Linked DNA regions of Mus musculus: region 1 is linked to region 2. Evidence: chromatin loops called from intact Hi-C (ENCODE). Cell type or tissue: left cerebral cortex. All regions are shown on one strand.

What was found. A loop is a pair of places that touch in the nucleus more often than their neighbours do. Peaks named below come from ENCODE experiments on the same cell type or tissue, not always from the same donor. Only the 100,000 strongest peaks of a DNase experiment are listed, where the experiment ranks them.
Region 1: a loop joins it to region 2, with 4 times the contacts of the local background. A loop is called at or near these places in 2 of 42 quality-filtered maps.

The regions. Positions count from the first base shown.
Region 1 is chr2:120,767,835-120,775,834 of GRCm38, reverse strand. Ttbk2 (tau tubulin kinase 2) reads left to right here. Exons shown (of 16, transcript NM_001024856.2): 9 at 1,923-2,015; 10 at 2,481-2,606. Among named protein-coding and RNA genes, the nearest start is that of Cdan1, 40 kb to the right of the region's middle. In left cerebral cortex, a CTCF peak has its summit at 4,969 (motif pointing left); a DNase peak (open chromatin) is centred at 5,084; H3K27ac peaks cover 838 bases.
Region 2 is chr2:120,868,466-120,876,465 of GRCm38, reverse strand. Ubr1 (ubiquitin protein ligase E3 component n-recognin 1) reads left to right here. Exons shown (of 47, transcript NM_009461.2): 41 at 967-1,100; 42 at 3,234-3,342; 43 at 5,421-5,477. Among named protein-coding and RNA genes, the nearest start is that of AV039307, 22 kb to the right of the region's middle. In left cerebral cortex, no CTCF peak of the experiment used is centred here; DNase peaks (open chromatin) are centred at 3,068, 4,038, 4,568 and 4,805; H3K27ac peaks cover 2,206 bases.

The DNA.
Region 1 (8,000 bases), 100 kb after region 2:
TGAGGGGCATCTGGGTTCTTTCCAGCTTCTAGCTATTATAAATAAGGCTGCTATGAACATAGTGGGACATGTGTCCTTCTTACCAGTTGGAACATCTTCTGGATATATGTCTAGGAGAGGAAAAAATAACTCTTTTAGGATTACTCTTATCTTTATTTTTAGAAATTGTCTTTGGGTCCGGATATTTCTGGTGTGAATTCTTTGCAACATTTAAAATTTGTTTTTATTTTTTATCTATTTATTTTTGTCTTTTGAGACAGGGTTTCTCTGTGTAGCCCTGGCTGTTCTGGAACTCACTCTGTAGACCAGGCTGGCCTCAAACTCAGAAATCTATCTGCCTCTGCCTCCCAAGTGCTGGGATTAAAGGTGTGTGCCACCACTGACCAGCTAACATTTTTTTATTTAAAAAATTTGACAAAATTTTAAAAAATTAATAAATAAGTGAATGAATAAAAATTTTGCAATGCTGGCAGTAAAGTCTAGGGCCCTTTTCCTCATAGGCAAGTCGTCTATCACCGAGCTACATTCCTATTGTCTCTCTTTTTTTTTAAGGCTTATTTATTTATATGAGTACACCGTAGCTGTCTTCAGACGCATCAGAAAAGGGCATCAGATCTCATTACAGATGGTTGTGAGCCACCATATGGTTACTAGGATTTGAAATCATGACCTCTGGAAAGAGCAGTCAGTGCTCTTAAAAACCACTGAGATAATCTTTCCAGCCCTATCCCTTACTTCTTTCTTTTTTTTTTTCTATTTTTTTTTTAAGATTTATTTATTGTTATATGTAAGACACTGTAGCTGTCTTCAGACACACCAGAAGAGGGCATCAGTTCTCATTATGGATGGTTATGAGCCACCATGTGGTTGCTGGGATTTGAACTCAGGACCTTAGGAAGAGCAGTCAGTGCCCTTAACCACTGAGCCATCTCTCCAGCTCCCCTTATCCCTTACTTCTTTTTTTTTTTTTTTTTTTTTTTTTTTTAAGATTTATTTATTCATTATATGTAAGTACACTGTAGCTGTCTTCAGACACTCCAGAAGAGGGCGTCAGATCTCGTTACGGATGGTTGTGAGCCACCATGTGGTTGCTGGGATTTGAACTCCTGACCTTCGGAAGAGCAGTCGGGTGCTCTTACCCACTGAGCCATCTCACCAGCCCTATCCCTTACTTCTTAAAGCACTCATTAATTAATAAAATATTAATTGTATTTTCCGCATTTCTTGATTTTAGAGGGTTTTTTTATTGGTTGATTTTTGAGTTAGGATCTCTAATGTTTTAGGCTGGCTTTAAACTCACTAAATAGCAAGGATGGCCTTGAACTTCTGATCCCTCTTCTCCCTCTCATGTTCAGGGATTATAGCATGCACTGCCCCTGCTGTTTTATGTGGTACTGGGCATCATACCCCAAGGCCTTATGCATGTTAGGCAGTTATTCTTCCAGCTGTGCTGCATCTCAGCCTATGTTGTTTTTGCTTCTTGGTGGTGGCTGTTTTTGTGGTTTTGAAAATATAACCTGCCGGGCGTGGTGGCACACCCCTTTAATCCCAGCACTCGGGAGGCAGAGGCAGGTGGATTTCTGAGTTCGATGCCAGCCTGGTCAACAAAGTGTGTTCCAGGACAGCCAGGGCTACACAGAGAAACCCTGTCTCGAAAAACAAACAAACAAAAAAAGAAAAAAAAAAGAAAATATAACCCAGGATCTCTCTCTCTCTCTCTCTCTCTCTCTCTCTCTCTCTCTCTCTCTCTCTCTCTCTCTCTCTCGTGTATGTGTTGTGCATTTGGATTGATACGCACCTATGCAGACATACAGATGTTTACCAGATGATTTATGGGAAATATATTTAATGCCTTTAAACAATGTGATGCACTCAGAAGAATTGGTAATAGAATATGAATGAATTCTCTTTTATTTCCCAAGGAAATGGGAAGACATGATGACCTTTGGTCTTTATTCTACATGTTGGTGGAGTTTGTGGTTGGCCAACTGCCTTGGAGAAAAATAAAGGACAAGGTAATTTTGAATCATAAGGTCAATTTTGATAGGGGAAAGAATACAAATTTATCCTTCATCCCAGCAATTGATGGTGCATACCTTTAATCCTAGTACTCAGGAGGCAGAGGCAGAATTTCTTCTGATGTGAATTGTAGCTTTTAGTTTTTAATTACCAGTTTATTTTGTTTGGAAAACTAGAAATACTATGTTGATGAAGATAGTAGACCCAGTTTAAAGAGCTCTTGGGGACTATCAGTTCACGGGCATAGGCTCCATGTTAATGTAAGCTCTGCATTATATTATCTTCCCTCCCCACTTTGAAGCACTATAAGTAAAGCCATTAGTGAGCACTGATTCTTGCTTAGTACTTTATAGCACATTTATTGCATAGCCTGTTTCAATCTTGACAGTGTTAATCGTCAGTGTGTAAGCCATGGCTTCCGAGAAAAGCTGACTTTGGTTCCTGTTCTCTGTCCCTTCCAGGAGCAAGTAGGCTCCATTAAGGAGAGATATGACCACAGGCTCATGTTAAAACACCTCCCTCCAGAATTCAGCACCTTTCTTGACCATATTTCCTCTTTGGATTATTTTACAAAACCGGACTACCAGGTAACCGTCTTTGTGAGTTGTGTGCATTGATTTTTCTTTCTCTTAGTCTTTGCTTTTACTCATTATAGACTTAAGGATGACAGAACTAAGTATAGAAGGTTCCTAGAGTAATGTTCTTTTAATATAGCCTAGGAGATGTGAAATGAACATGATGCTGGTGATGTGGAATGTGTGCAAACAGGTGAGATGAGAGTCCTTTGGGTGAATTTACTTCATTAGTCAGATTATTAAGTAACAAATTTTTCTGTTCTTGACATGATTTACCTAGTTTGTGACCCCTTGGGGGAGTGTCAGATGACCACTTCTCAGGGTTTGTCTAAGACCATTGGAAAACACAGATATTTACATTATGTTTCATAACAGAAAAATTACAGTTATGAAATAGCAATGAAAATAATTTTATGGTTGAGAGTCACCACAACATGAGGAACTGTATTAAAGGGTTGAAGCCTTAGGAAAGTTGAGAACCACTGATATAGAACATGATAATAAGTTTTGTAACAATTTCTTGACCAGAAGAAACTGTGTAACCAGATTACATATCTGTTGAAAGCTGCCTGAGCTGTGTGCTGGCAGTCAGTAAATATTACTGGCTTTGTTCATCTGTGACCACTGAAGTAATTCTGTAGGGTAGCAGTTAATGAGCCTTTCCAAAGTTCAGCTAAGTTTGCCTTAAATTGTCTTTGTTACAGAGAGAACCTGGTCAAAGCTTAATGCAAAAACAGTTGTACTCCTGAAAGCATAAATGCAACCCCACAGAGAGTAATAATATATATTAGAATATAATTTCATTTCCACTGGACTCTGCTACTTGCTGTTGAAAGTTTAAATTTTTTAATTAATTAATTAATTAATTAATTTATTTTGTTTTTTGAGGCAGAGTTTCTCTGTGTAGGCCTGGCTGTCCTGGAACTCACTCTGTAGACCAGGCTGGCTTCAAACTCAGAAATCTGCCTGCCTCTGCCTCCCGAGTGCTGGGATTAAAGGCATGTGCCACCACTGCCTGGCTAGAATTTTTTTAAAAGATATATTTATTTTATTTATATGAGTACACTGTAGCTGTCTTCAGATATAGCAGAAGGGGGTATCATCGGATCCCATTAAAGATGGTTGTGAGCCACCATGTAGTTTCTGGGATTTGAACTCAGGACCTCTGGAAGAGCAGTCAGGTTCTTAACCGCTGAGCCATCTCTCCAGCCCGAAAGTTTTAAATTTTAAAGTGTTGTTTGTGTTCATGCCTATCCCAAAGTGAATTTATTTTTATATAGTAGTAATTTCTTTGTGAAATTACAGTTGTTATTTAAACTATAAACAGAAAATAAAGCAGAGAGAGTCAACAAACTTTGGGTCTGAAAGACCGAAGTGAGTGAACTTTTTTCCCATATAGCTATTGATATAATAAATTACACAGATTGTCTAACAAATTGAGATAATATTGTATTTGAGATTTTTCAATTGGGTTTTGTGTGTGTGTGTTTGTTTTTGTGACAGTCTCAACTGTGTAGCTCAGTGGCTTCAGATTTGCAGTTCTCTCGCCTCAGTTTTCCAAAGTGCTAGGATCAGATTGTTGCCACTGTGTCCAGTGTCTTAGTTAGGGTTTTACTGCTGTGAAGAGGAATTATGACCATTGCAACTCTTATAATGGACAACATCCAGTTGGGACTGGTTTACAGGTTCTGAGGTTAAGTCCATTATCATCGTGGCAGGAAGCATAACAACATCCAGGCAGGTATGCTACTGGAGGAACTGAGAGTTCTATATCTTGTTCCAAAAGCAGATAGCAGCTAGGAGGGCCTCAAAGCCCACCCCTATAGTGACACACTTCCTCCAACAAAGCCGTGCTTCCTAATAGTGCAACTGCCTGGGCCAAGCATGTTTAAACTGCCACACTCAGCAAAATGTCCTTTATTTTTCCCCCTATTAAAATATTTATTTATTTTATAATGGATATTTTGCCTACATGTATGTCTATGTCTATGCCTGGTGTCTGCTGAGGTCAGGAAAGAGGGTTGGTTTGGGCTTTAGTTTGGGTTACTATTGCCATGATGAAACACCATGATCAAAGCAACTTGGGGAGAAAAAGATCTATTTGGCTTACACTTCCATATCACTGTTCATCATCAAAGGAAGTTAGGACAGGAACTCAAACAGGGCAGGAACTTGGAGGCAGGAGCTGATGCAGAAGCCATTGAGGAGTGCTGCTGACTTGCTCACTCCTCCTGGCTTGCTAAGCTTACTTTCTTATAAACCCAGGACCACCAACTAAGGGATGGCACCACCCACAATGAGCTGGGCTTTCCCACATCAGTCTCTAATTATGAAAAATAATCTACAAGCTTGCCTGCAGTGCCATCTTATGGAAGCACTTTCTCATTTGAGGCTGCTTTCCCTCAGGTGACTCTAGTTTGTAGCAAATTACATAAAATTAGCCAGCACACCTTAGAACTGGAGTCACAGATGGTCGTGAGCAACCCTGTGGGTGTTGAGAATCAAACCACTCCCCTGGAAGAACAGTAAGTGTTCTTAAGTGCTGAGTCATCTCACCAGCCCTTGCAGTGTTCCTCTTATATTTGCATTTTATATACTTTCCTTCTTAAATGAAGATGATTCACATTCTAAGTTTTTCATTTTGATATTCTCTAAGGGCCATCTTTGTTACTTAGTAATAGAACAAATATGGTTATTTTTTACTTGGGGAGGGATGGAGTAGACATGGTGTTTTCTGTTTTACACAGTGTATATAATGTGACTCTTTTCTGTTCTCTGCTGTTTGCAAAGCAGTCATGGCAGAGAACAGGTGATGGGTGAGGATAAGTGAGGAGTGTTGATGTGATTGGTTGGATGTTTTGGTGACCGGTATCAGTGTGATAACAGTTTTCCAGAAGATCTGCAGTTTTTTTGGTTTTTGGTTTTTTAAGATTTATTTATTATATGTAAGTACACTGTAGCTGTCTTCAGACAGACCAAAAGAGGGCATCAGATCTCATTATGGGTGGTTGTGAGCCACCATGTGGTTGATGGGATTTGAACTCAGAACCTTCAGAAGAGCAGTCGGTGCTCTTAACCACTGAGCCATCTCTCCAGCCGATTAAGGAAATCTTTATGGGTCATTCTTATCAAGTCACACAGGTCTAATAACTTATCTAATAGTCTATTATTGCATACTCTAATAGCAGATGTAGACCTAGAGAAGATAGCTAGTTTGTTACCTATCAAAAACCTTTTATATATGTCTTACTTAAACATGAGACTTTCCTTTTAAAACGTTTCTAACCAGATGCTGTGGTGGATAGCACAAATCCCAGTACATTGGAAGCTAAGGGAGGAAGAACATTTGTTTGAGGCCCTCTTGGACTGTAGTAACACTATTTCAACAACCAGAGAGTGATAGTGTTGTGTTGGTTTAGGAAATTACATCAAGGCAGTACTTAGTATCTATAGGTACTCCTGTCAGGTTTTTTTTGTTTGGTTGGTTTTTGTTTGTTTATTTGTTTTGTTTTATCTTGTTTTTTTTTCGAGACAGGGTTTCTCTGTGTAGCCCTGTCTGTCCTGGAACTCACTCTATAGTCTAGGCTGGCCTCGAACTCAGAAATCCGCCTGACTCAGCTTCTGTCTCTCTGCCTCTCTGCCTTTGTCTCTGCCTCTCAAGTGCTGGGATTAAAGGCGTGCACCACCACTGCCCAGATGTGTTTTTTTTGTAATGTTTTGTTTTGTTTTTAGACAAAACAAAACAAAACATTTTATTGACTCTTTGTGAGTTTCACAATGGGTACCTCAGTCCTGCTCTTTCCCCTGTCCCCTCATATCTGCCTTTTGCCCTTGCATCCTCCCTCCAAAATAAAAAACACAAACAAACAAACAGACAAACAAGAATTAAAAAAAAAAAACATAGAAAGCATCTCATAATGGAAGCTATAGTGTTGGGGCCGCCCTGTGGCTCTCATGTCTGGATTCGAGCCTGGGATGCATCTTGGAACTGAAAGAAAAGAGGGAATCTAGGTGGGTAGAGAAAGAAATAGAGTCAAGACTGAATTCTGGTCAAGACTCAACTTTAATGTTGGCCTGACATGCTTTATAAAGGAGAGGGGAGGCCCATTCCCAGTCATGCAAAGTTCCTTGTGAAGTTGTCAGATCAGCCTTTTAGCAGGAACCCTCGAAAATCACAGTTTGGTGTTAACTCCAGAAGATCTAGGAGAACTGGTTCGGCCTCAGGCAGGTAGCAGGTAGTGGCACATCAAAGGAGAGTGATGAGAAGCAGCACAGCAGGTGGCTCAGCCTAAGTGGTGGATGGTCTCAGCCAGCCTTGCTAGGCTGGAAGGAGGTTACACTGTAGTAAGTTCCAGTGTGTCCCACAGTATATCCCTCTGTCCACACATCTTTACTTGCAAATGTTCATTGCAATGAGTCATTGGTCTGGTTCAAGATCCCTGGCTTTTGTGACATCATGAATATTGGATCCTTATCAAGATGCCTCTCAAATACCTGTGTCATGGAGATCCTCCAGCTTTGAAACAGCAGGTCTGGTCCTTTCACGTGTCCCAACTATTTGCAGATGATAATAGATTTTGGGTAGGCCAGTTCAGATCCCTGGATCTGGGCCTGGGTGGTAGCTGGGCTGGTCAGCCCTATCCGTGTTACTAGAGTGAGCTGTCTACTGCTCCAGCTAGGCTACCCAATCAATGCTGGTATCAGGAGGAGGCAGTCATCTCTTCTGCTTTCATGCCATTGGACCAGTCTTACCTGTACCTACACCTCCAGAGCCAGCTCTACTGTGCTACTCAGTCAAGGTACAGGGCCCATTCTCCAAGTGTAGCTGGTGAGAGGCTGGGCCAGCCTTTACCACTCTCACACTCTTAGGACTGGCTCACCAGTGCCTTTGCCATCAGGGCCAGCTCCACTGTGTTGTCCATGCTAGGGGTAGGGTTAGCCCTTCTGATCTCATGCCCCCAGGGCCATTTCTCTGGGCTACTGCAGGTGGTGAGAGGGTGTCGGGGAGGGCATCACCTCTGCACCCACACCACCTTATTCTCACCCTCTGAGGGCTAGCTCACCTGTGCCTCCTCCACCAAAGCCAGCTCTACTGTGCTGCAACTGCTGAGGGGCAGGGCTAGCTTATCAGCTCTCATGACCCCAGGGTCAGTTCTCCCAGCTGCCATATATGGGCCAACTCTCTTTCTCTCTGTCTTCAGGGCTAGCTCACTGGTTCCCTAGACCTGGGCCAGCTCTACTATGTCTGCCCAAGCAAGGTGCAGAGCCTGCTGTCCCTAGTGCTGCAGTTGCAGCCAGTGAGGGGCAGGACCAGCTTACAGGCTCTCATGATTCCCAGGGCCAGCTTTTCCAACTACTGCAGGTGGTGAGGGGCAAGGGAGGAGGGGACAGGAGATGCCACTCCCT
Region 2 (8,000 bases):
TTTTAATTATTAATGTGGGAACTAATTTTGCATTTATATTTTAATCTGCATATACTGTATAATCACTATATATAATATATACAGCCAATTTAAGTTTACAAGGAAATTGAGCAGAGAATTAAAATGTTCACTTTTGCCGGGTGTGGTGGCACACGCCTTTAATCCCAGCACTCGGGAGGCAGAGGCAGGCGGATTTCTGAGTTCGAGGCCAGCCTGGTCTACAAAGTGAGTTCCAGGACAGCCAGGGCTACACAGAGAAACCCTGTCTTGAAAAAAAAAATGTTCACTTTTATTTCCCTGTACACAGTTTTGTATTTTGGTGATTCGTTTGTTAAAACCGGTAGAACCAATAATGTTGACATGCTATTGTTAGTTGAAAGCCATAGTTTGAATTATTTAAGTTTGACCATTGCAGTCATCTCGTTATCCCACAGATTACTGTCAGGGTTTATATAGGCACTAGGAACATACTCTTTTTTTTTTTTTAGGAAATCCTGTCACTTTATTAAGTTTTTCTTCTTATTTCATTGCAACGGTGAAGAGGGTTTGGTTTTGGTTTTTATCTCAGTGACAATGGGGCGAAATGAAAGCTTATAAGCCTTGCTGTATGTTGCAGGGAGAATCTTGTGTGAGTCAAGATACTTTAAAATGCTTTGTTTGTGTTTTTGTTTTTTTAATTGACTTTTGTTTAGTTCTGCTTTGTTTTTATCCTTACCTAAGGAAAGAGAATGTGCTGATCGCTTTTCAAAGTCTCCCTGGTAGAGGCTGGGTTTAGCCCTTGGAGAGTCTTTGCCTAGTGCTGAGGGCTTTAGTGTCGCTGTCAGGTGGACATAAAAACTATTGGCTAACTGAATACTTTTTTAAAAAAATGCTTAGAAACTAAGTCATTAACCAGATGTGATTTTATCAGGGGTCGTGTTTAAACTCTAGTTCCAGTCTGGTAAATGTTCTGTTCTGGAATCCTAGCCTCGCTGGGTGCGGTGCTCCCGGCTGGTACCTGTGGCTCTCCCTGAGGAACGGCATCACCCCTTACCTCCGCTGTGCTGCACTGCTTTTCCACTATTTACTTGGAGTAGCTCCGCCTGAAGAACTGTTTGCCAGTAAGTAGAAGACTGAAATCAGACAGCGAATGGAGACTTGTCTTCACTGACAGAGAGAACAGTGGAACCGCCCCTGCCCTACCCATCGTCTGTGTTCATGCTGAACCCAGGTCCCCTGCCCAGGGCGAGTTCAAATTAAAAGTGAGGCCAAAATCTAGTTTGCTTTCATAAGCCACAGATCCTCCTGGTGGTTCCTGAGTGTGCATAGTTAAATCCTGTGTTTTTAGAGCACCTGCAAGCCAGGGAGGGAGAGCATGGGGCAGACAGTGGTGCGAGCTGTTCAAGCATGATGACCCGAGTTCAATCCCCACTCCTCACAGAATAGGCTGAGTGTAGGGCAGACAGCATGATAGCTCCCTGGCTAAGGTACTTGTTGCCGAGCCTGACAGCATAAGTTTACTCCCTAGAACCCACACAGAAGAAGGGTAGACTAACTCTTACAAGTTGTTCTCAAACCCACAACATGCACACTGTATATAGTCATGCCCTTCCCCTCCCCCAGTAAATAAGAAAATATAAAAAGTAAATAAAAATTTTAAATCCAGATGTGGTGGCAAGCAACTGTAATCATAGCATTTCTATGAAGAAATGGGAGCAGAGACAGGAGAAGCACCCTGAAGGCTGTGGCCCAGCTAGCAACAGAAACAAGACAGACCTGGCTTAACAAAGTGAAGAGAAAGAACTTGTCTCCTAAAAATTGTCCTCTGGCCTCCATGTGAAAGCAATACATACACACATGTACATGTGTACATACACAGGCATGCATACAATTTTTTTTAAACATACATATGTGCAAGCTGAATGTAGTGGCATACAATTTAATCCCGGTACCCAGGAGGCAGAGGCAGGCTGACTTCTATTAGTTTGAAGCAGATTGGTTTCCATAGGGAGGTCCAGGCTTCCTAAGGCTATATTGTGAGAACTTGCCTCAAAAATAAAATAAACTACATATATGAAGACTATTAACTGAAGGATATATAGAAAATTAGAGATGTTTGTTACCTTTATGGAAAAGAACTATTCAGACAGGAAGGTGACTTTATTATATACTTGACTTTGGATTTTGAATACATAGCTATACTAATGGATAAAATAATGATCAAAAAGGCCTTCTGAACATCAAAAACCTGCATTTACTAACAGTATCATTTCTTGTTCTTTTACTTATTTCTAAATCTAGACAAAAATAGAGAAGGCTTCCTTACATACTATGTCCTCTTTGTGAGAGTCAGAGTATTTGTTTGATTTTTTTAAATTGCCCAGAATTATCCAGAGGATCATTTTGTCCCTTGAGGATACATAAATGGGGTCACCTTTACCAGCTGTTAACATCCTTATCTTGAATTCAGTTCAATAGGTGTGGTCAACCTTTGTCAGGGTTCTCTATAAAATAGAATGCTACTCTCCAAGTAATTTCTGTGTGCTGCCACACACAGCAAGTTCATGTACTTATCCAAAGCTGTCATAAAAAAATAAAGTATTTTCTTTTTTAGGATTCAGGCAAATCTAAGCAAAGCTTAAATATGCAAGGTATAATACCAAATGGTAATGAGTCCTGCAAAGTAAAGCTGATCACAGCCAGGGTCAGGACTCAAGGACATAGGTAGTCAAGGAAGACTTTTCTCCAAGGAGAATTAAACAAAGAGCAGCATAGAAGGAGCTCAGCTGACAGAGAGGTGAAGAGCCTTTCAATGTAAGGTATTGCTTGGCATAGTAAGAGAACAGTGAAGATTTGATTCCAGCTGGAAACCTCCTGCGCAGGAAGGTCCAGGAGGTAGCCAGATGTATGCATTTTATCTGGGCATTTATGCCACAATAAAGCCTTTGTGAGCTAGGGTCGAACTCAGTAGAGCACCTCACCAATCCAGTCCCTGGGTTGTATCATCAGCAAAGTACCACCTGTCTCCACATACTAACCCCAGAAGAAGAGACTTTGTATTGTATACTAAGTGATAGTCATAGGAGCCATCTGATGGGGTGACTCACATTCGTTTTATAAAAGGATCACTGTGGCTTACTTGCCACCCACTGTTTTATGGAGCAGATAGAAATGAGTATAAATAATGAAGAGCTCCTTTAACACTGTAGATCAGAATAATGTGCTCATCAAATATATCTTGATATTTCTTGCAGATTCTGCTGAAGGAGAATTCAGTGCACTCTGTAGCTATCTATCTTTACCCACAAATTTGTTCCTGCTTTTCCAGGAATATTGGGATACCATAAGGCCCTTACTACAGAGGTACTATGGGGGCAAATGTAATGATGGCTTTTATCTAGTTTGAATTTTTTTATGTTTATCTTAAACTTTTGATTGGTTTTGATACAGGATTTTGCTGTGTTAACCCCAAACTCTGTTCATCCTCAGACTCCTCCAGGGATCAATGTGAAACATTTGCTTTTATGTTTTTAAGACAGGGTCTAATAGAGCCCAGATTGGTCTAAGACTCACTATGTAACTAAGGGTGGCCTTGAACTCCTGTTTCTCTTTCAGCTGCCTTCTAAATGCTGGAATTACAAATGGGGACCATAATCAATGCCTTTCTCTTAGTTTCAAAAATTTTAAAATTACTATTATTCTCTAAGCTTTTCAGTAGATTAACATTGGCTGCAAGAGGCAGGAGCGTACAGAGATTCTCAGTGCACGCACTTAAGGAGTGGGGTTGAGACCAGCTGCACCCCGTTCACTTTACTTGGTTCTTGTACAGTTATTATTTTGGTCCGATCTTAAAATGTGGTGGGGAGAAGGAAGTGCTCATAAACAGAATCATGATTAAGAATCAAAAGACTGATCATGGTCGGCAGAGGAAGGCAGAGCTCTGTGAGTTCCTGGCCATCCCAGGCTACCGAGTAAGACCCCGTCTCGAGAAAGAAAGAAACCTAACAAGCTCACACTGGGGCTTGTAGTATTGCTCAGTTTGTAGAGTTCTGGCCTAGCCTGCACGAAGTCTCTGTTCAGCCTCCACCCAGCACCCTATAAAGCAGTCACCATGGCATATGTGCCTAAAATCCCACAACTCCCGAGGTAGAAGCTAGAGGTTAGAAGTTCAAGGTTATCCCTTGATTATGTAGCACATTTGAATCTATTTCTCAGTACATGAGAATTTATGTAAAAGGATAAAGAGAGTGAAATCTGGAACTGTATGTCAAACTGTGGAGAATGTGGTAGAACACATGTCAGAAGAGTGGCTGAGAGCCAACTAGCCCTGCAGTGACTAGAGAGGCATGTGCCTCCCTTTCAGAAAGACTCTGCTGCACCTGATCCTGACGCCTTGTTTGCGTCTGACTCCAGTTCCCTCTCCCTATGCCTGTCTGTCCTACCGTTCTTACAATCAGTTTCACCGTGTTACTCTGAATTCTCACTCTCCTATGAGTTTGTCTGTCCTCCTTACGTCCCTTTTCCTTCTCATGCCCACGTCAGAGCTGGGTGAATGCTAGCCTGCCTCGTGGGACTCCTAGTCCCACACCCTAGGCTCTCTGCCAGCTTTTTGCTTTGCTTCCTGAGTTCTCATGGGCATTGTGATCTCTCATAAAATCAAAATGAATTGTTTTTAGAATTCATGGTTTAGAATTAACGTCACTTGTTTTATTACAATGACACAAACTTCATTTATAGTGCAGCTGAGTATGGAGTGGCTGAGTCTTGGATGTGCTATTTTAGTTTAAGTATGAAGAAAGCTTCTGCCATTTGTGCTCTTCCTGGCTCTGCTTGCCTTAGGTCTGTTCTTTGTCAGTTGATCCAGTGGGAGGCACAAGCAAGGGGCTGGAAGCAAGGGAGGATAAAGTTCCCAGCCACCTCTCTGCCTCCCAGGACATCTTTTCAGTAGGGACTGTGGCTCTACTGATACCAGAAAAGCCTGCTGCAATCCTGTTACCCACTGGTGACTCAACCCAGGGCAACAGTGATGTCGTCTTTCCTCCCACTCCTCCGACCTGCACTGGGGCAAATAGTTAAGGCTTTTTTTTTTCCTTTTTTTTAAAGGCCTTTTGTCTCAAGGGCCTTCTTGGTCCTTTGTCACTTCTCCTGGGAGTAGGCAAGTATACCTACCACACACGCTGTATGCAGAGCCCCTATTATTACTGGTATTGCTACTTCCTGCTATTAATTTCTCTCATTTAAATTGTAGATGGTTTCTGTTCTAAAGACTAATTAACCAAATCCTTGAAAAAGGATTTAGAAGGGGTTGGGAGAGTAGGAAAGGAGAGAAAAGGGTAAGAGGTAAACTTAAATACACAGAGAGGATTAGAGAGAAGAGAGCAGCTGATGTGCACTGCAGTTTGCCTGTGACCAGCCTCCTTCTCTCTTGACTCCACTTACAGGTGGTGTGGAGATCCTGCCTTACTCAAGTCTTTGAAGCAGAAAAGTGCTGTGGTCAGGTTGGTTTTACTATTTAAATCTTTTCGATATATCCAGAACTGTGTTTCTAAAATGCTTGGCTGGTTTGCCTTAATTCTAGCCTGTCCCCTTTATTCTCAGTTCACTGTTTCCTGGATATCTGTTGGTCTTTGCCGCCAGATATCAGGTTTTTCCTACACTGATTTTTTTCTCAGAAATGGTTATCCTTCCTTCTTAAATTGTCAGAAGCCACCAGCTCCACTGGAGGAATCATCCTTGAATTGGTACCTGCCTGTCAAAAGGCAACGGAGCTTGTGTCTGGGAGCTGCTGGTTTACTAAAGCCAGGAGGTGGTGGTTTACACTGTTCATATAAATCAGTTTCCCCACCCTTTGAGAATAACAATATAAATAGATCTGACAGTCTTCTCCCCTTCTTGTGTATATGCTTAGAAACTAGACCCCATGCATATCTCAAAAAAAAAAAGAAAAAAAAAAGACAAACTTTTCTTAGGCTGTACATGATGGTACATAGCTGTGATCCAAGAGAGAGATTGAGGTATGAGGCATATGAGTGGCAGGCCAGATTGGGCTTTGTAAGGAAATGAGACTATTTCCAAACTAACAAGAAGTTTCCTCAGCTCTCTTTTCTCTTGAGTTATGGGTCTGTCCGAATCTACATTTTCCCTCAAGTACATGTCCAAATGCCACCTTTTCCCTGAAGCCTGTCTTCTCTGGCATGTGAGTGTGTCTATATATATCTTCCAGCCTCCTAAATCCCTAAACAGCAAACAAGAGAATGGCACGTTTGCCTGTGGCCTGGCTTATATTACATTCTGTGTATTATCTAATTGTTATGTGATTGAGTTGCTTCAGTAAACTGATACAAGAGTTGGTTCCTAGTACCATTTTCTCTTCAGCCCTTGAACTCCGTTCAGCTACAGGAAATATGCATAAGCTGCATTCCCTACAACCCAACGTTAGTGATTGATAACAGTAGCCCTGCGGCCGGTCAGTACCCAGAAAGGAAAGACACCGCTATATAGAGAAATAGAAAAGCTTATGATGTCAATATATATTTTTCAACTAGTACTATCATGCAGTTTTTTCTTTATTTCATATCATGGTGTACCTTTTAAATATCTTTCCACAGCATGGTACTGAAATAATCTGAGAAATTGAAAGGAGATAACACACATATACTCTTTGGTTATGAGCAACTGGCAATCTTAGTTAGTTATATACATGTGTATACTTTATATACATTGCATGATTTATATATAGTATATATATATAACATTATAGCACAAAATATAATAATATATAGGATATACCACTAATACCTTAAAGAAATATAAAGAGGAAAGTAGGTGTGCCTGTAGTCCAATACTTGAGAGACGGAGATAGAAGGATTGCTGTTTATTTGAGGCCAGCCTGGGCTACACATTGAATCTGAAACCAACCCAAGTTACAAAATGGGACCTATCTTTACAAAATTAAAAGAAAAAGGAAACTTAAAGAGGAAAAGATTCTTCTTTTGTTTGTTTGGTGTTTTTGAGACTGTGTCTTACTGTGTAATTCCAGCTAGCCTACAACTGTTATATAGCATGTAGCCCAAGTTGACCTCAAACTAAAAAGTCCTCTTGCCTCAGTTTCCTCTCTGTTAGAGTTACAAGCATGCTGCCATGCCTGATAAGACAATTCTTAATGAGGCAGGGTTAATTTTAGAGAAGATTATTTTTAGCTGAATTAAGAATTATAAGTGAAAGGCTTAGAGATGGCTTAGAAGTTAAGAATACTGCTCTTCCAGAGAACCGGGGTTAAATTTCCAGCACCTACATGGCAGCTCACAACTACCTATAACTCTAGTTTCAGGGGATCTAACCTTGTCTTCTGACCAAGTTGAGCAGCAAGCACACACATGGTGCACAGACATACATGTAGGCAAACCCATATACATAAAATAAATAATATTCTTAAAATATTTTTTAATTAGGGGCTGGAAAGATGATTCAGTGGTTAAGAGCACTGACTGTTCTTCCAAAGGTCCTGAGTTCAAATCCCAGCAACCACATGGTGGCTCACAACCATCTGTAATGGGATCCAATGCCTTCTTCTGGTGTGTCTGAAGACAGCAACAATGTACTTACATATAATATAAATAAATCTTTAAGAAAAGTATTTTTTAATTATAAAATATAAATTGATTTTCATCTAGGGAGAATCTCCTGTTACTCAGATGACCCTCCTTAGACTACATGGGTCTTTTACCGTCTCTTGTAAAGGAAATGGATGCTAACATTAGCCACTGAATATCAAGTGCTAAACATATTCTGTTTCACTTCAGTATCTTGTTTAGTCTTCAAGAGTTTTGGGAGTTTCCTTAATAAATGTATACATATGCACACACACAGTCACCATGTAGACCAGGCTGGTCTTGAACTCAGATCTGCCTGACTCTTGATGCTAGGATTATAAAGATGTACACAATTATGCCCAGTTCCTTCATACTTATATTTAACATCTTTTAAACTGTTGAGTCTTAATGAAGTTCATTTAATATTTC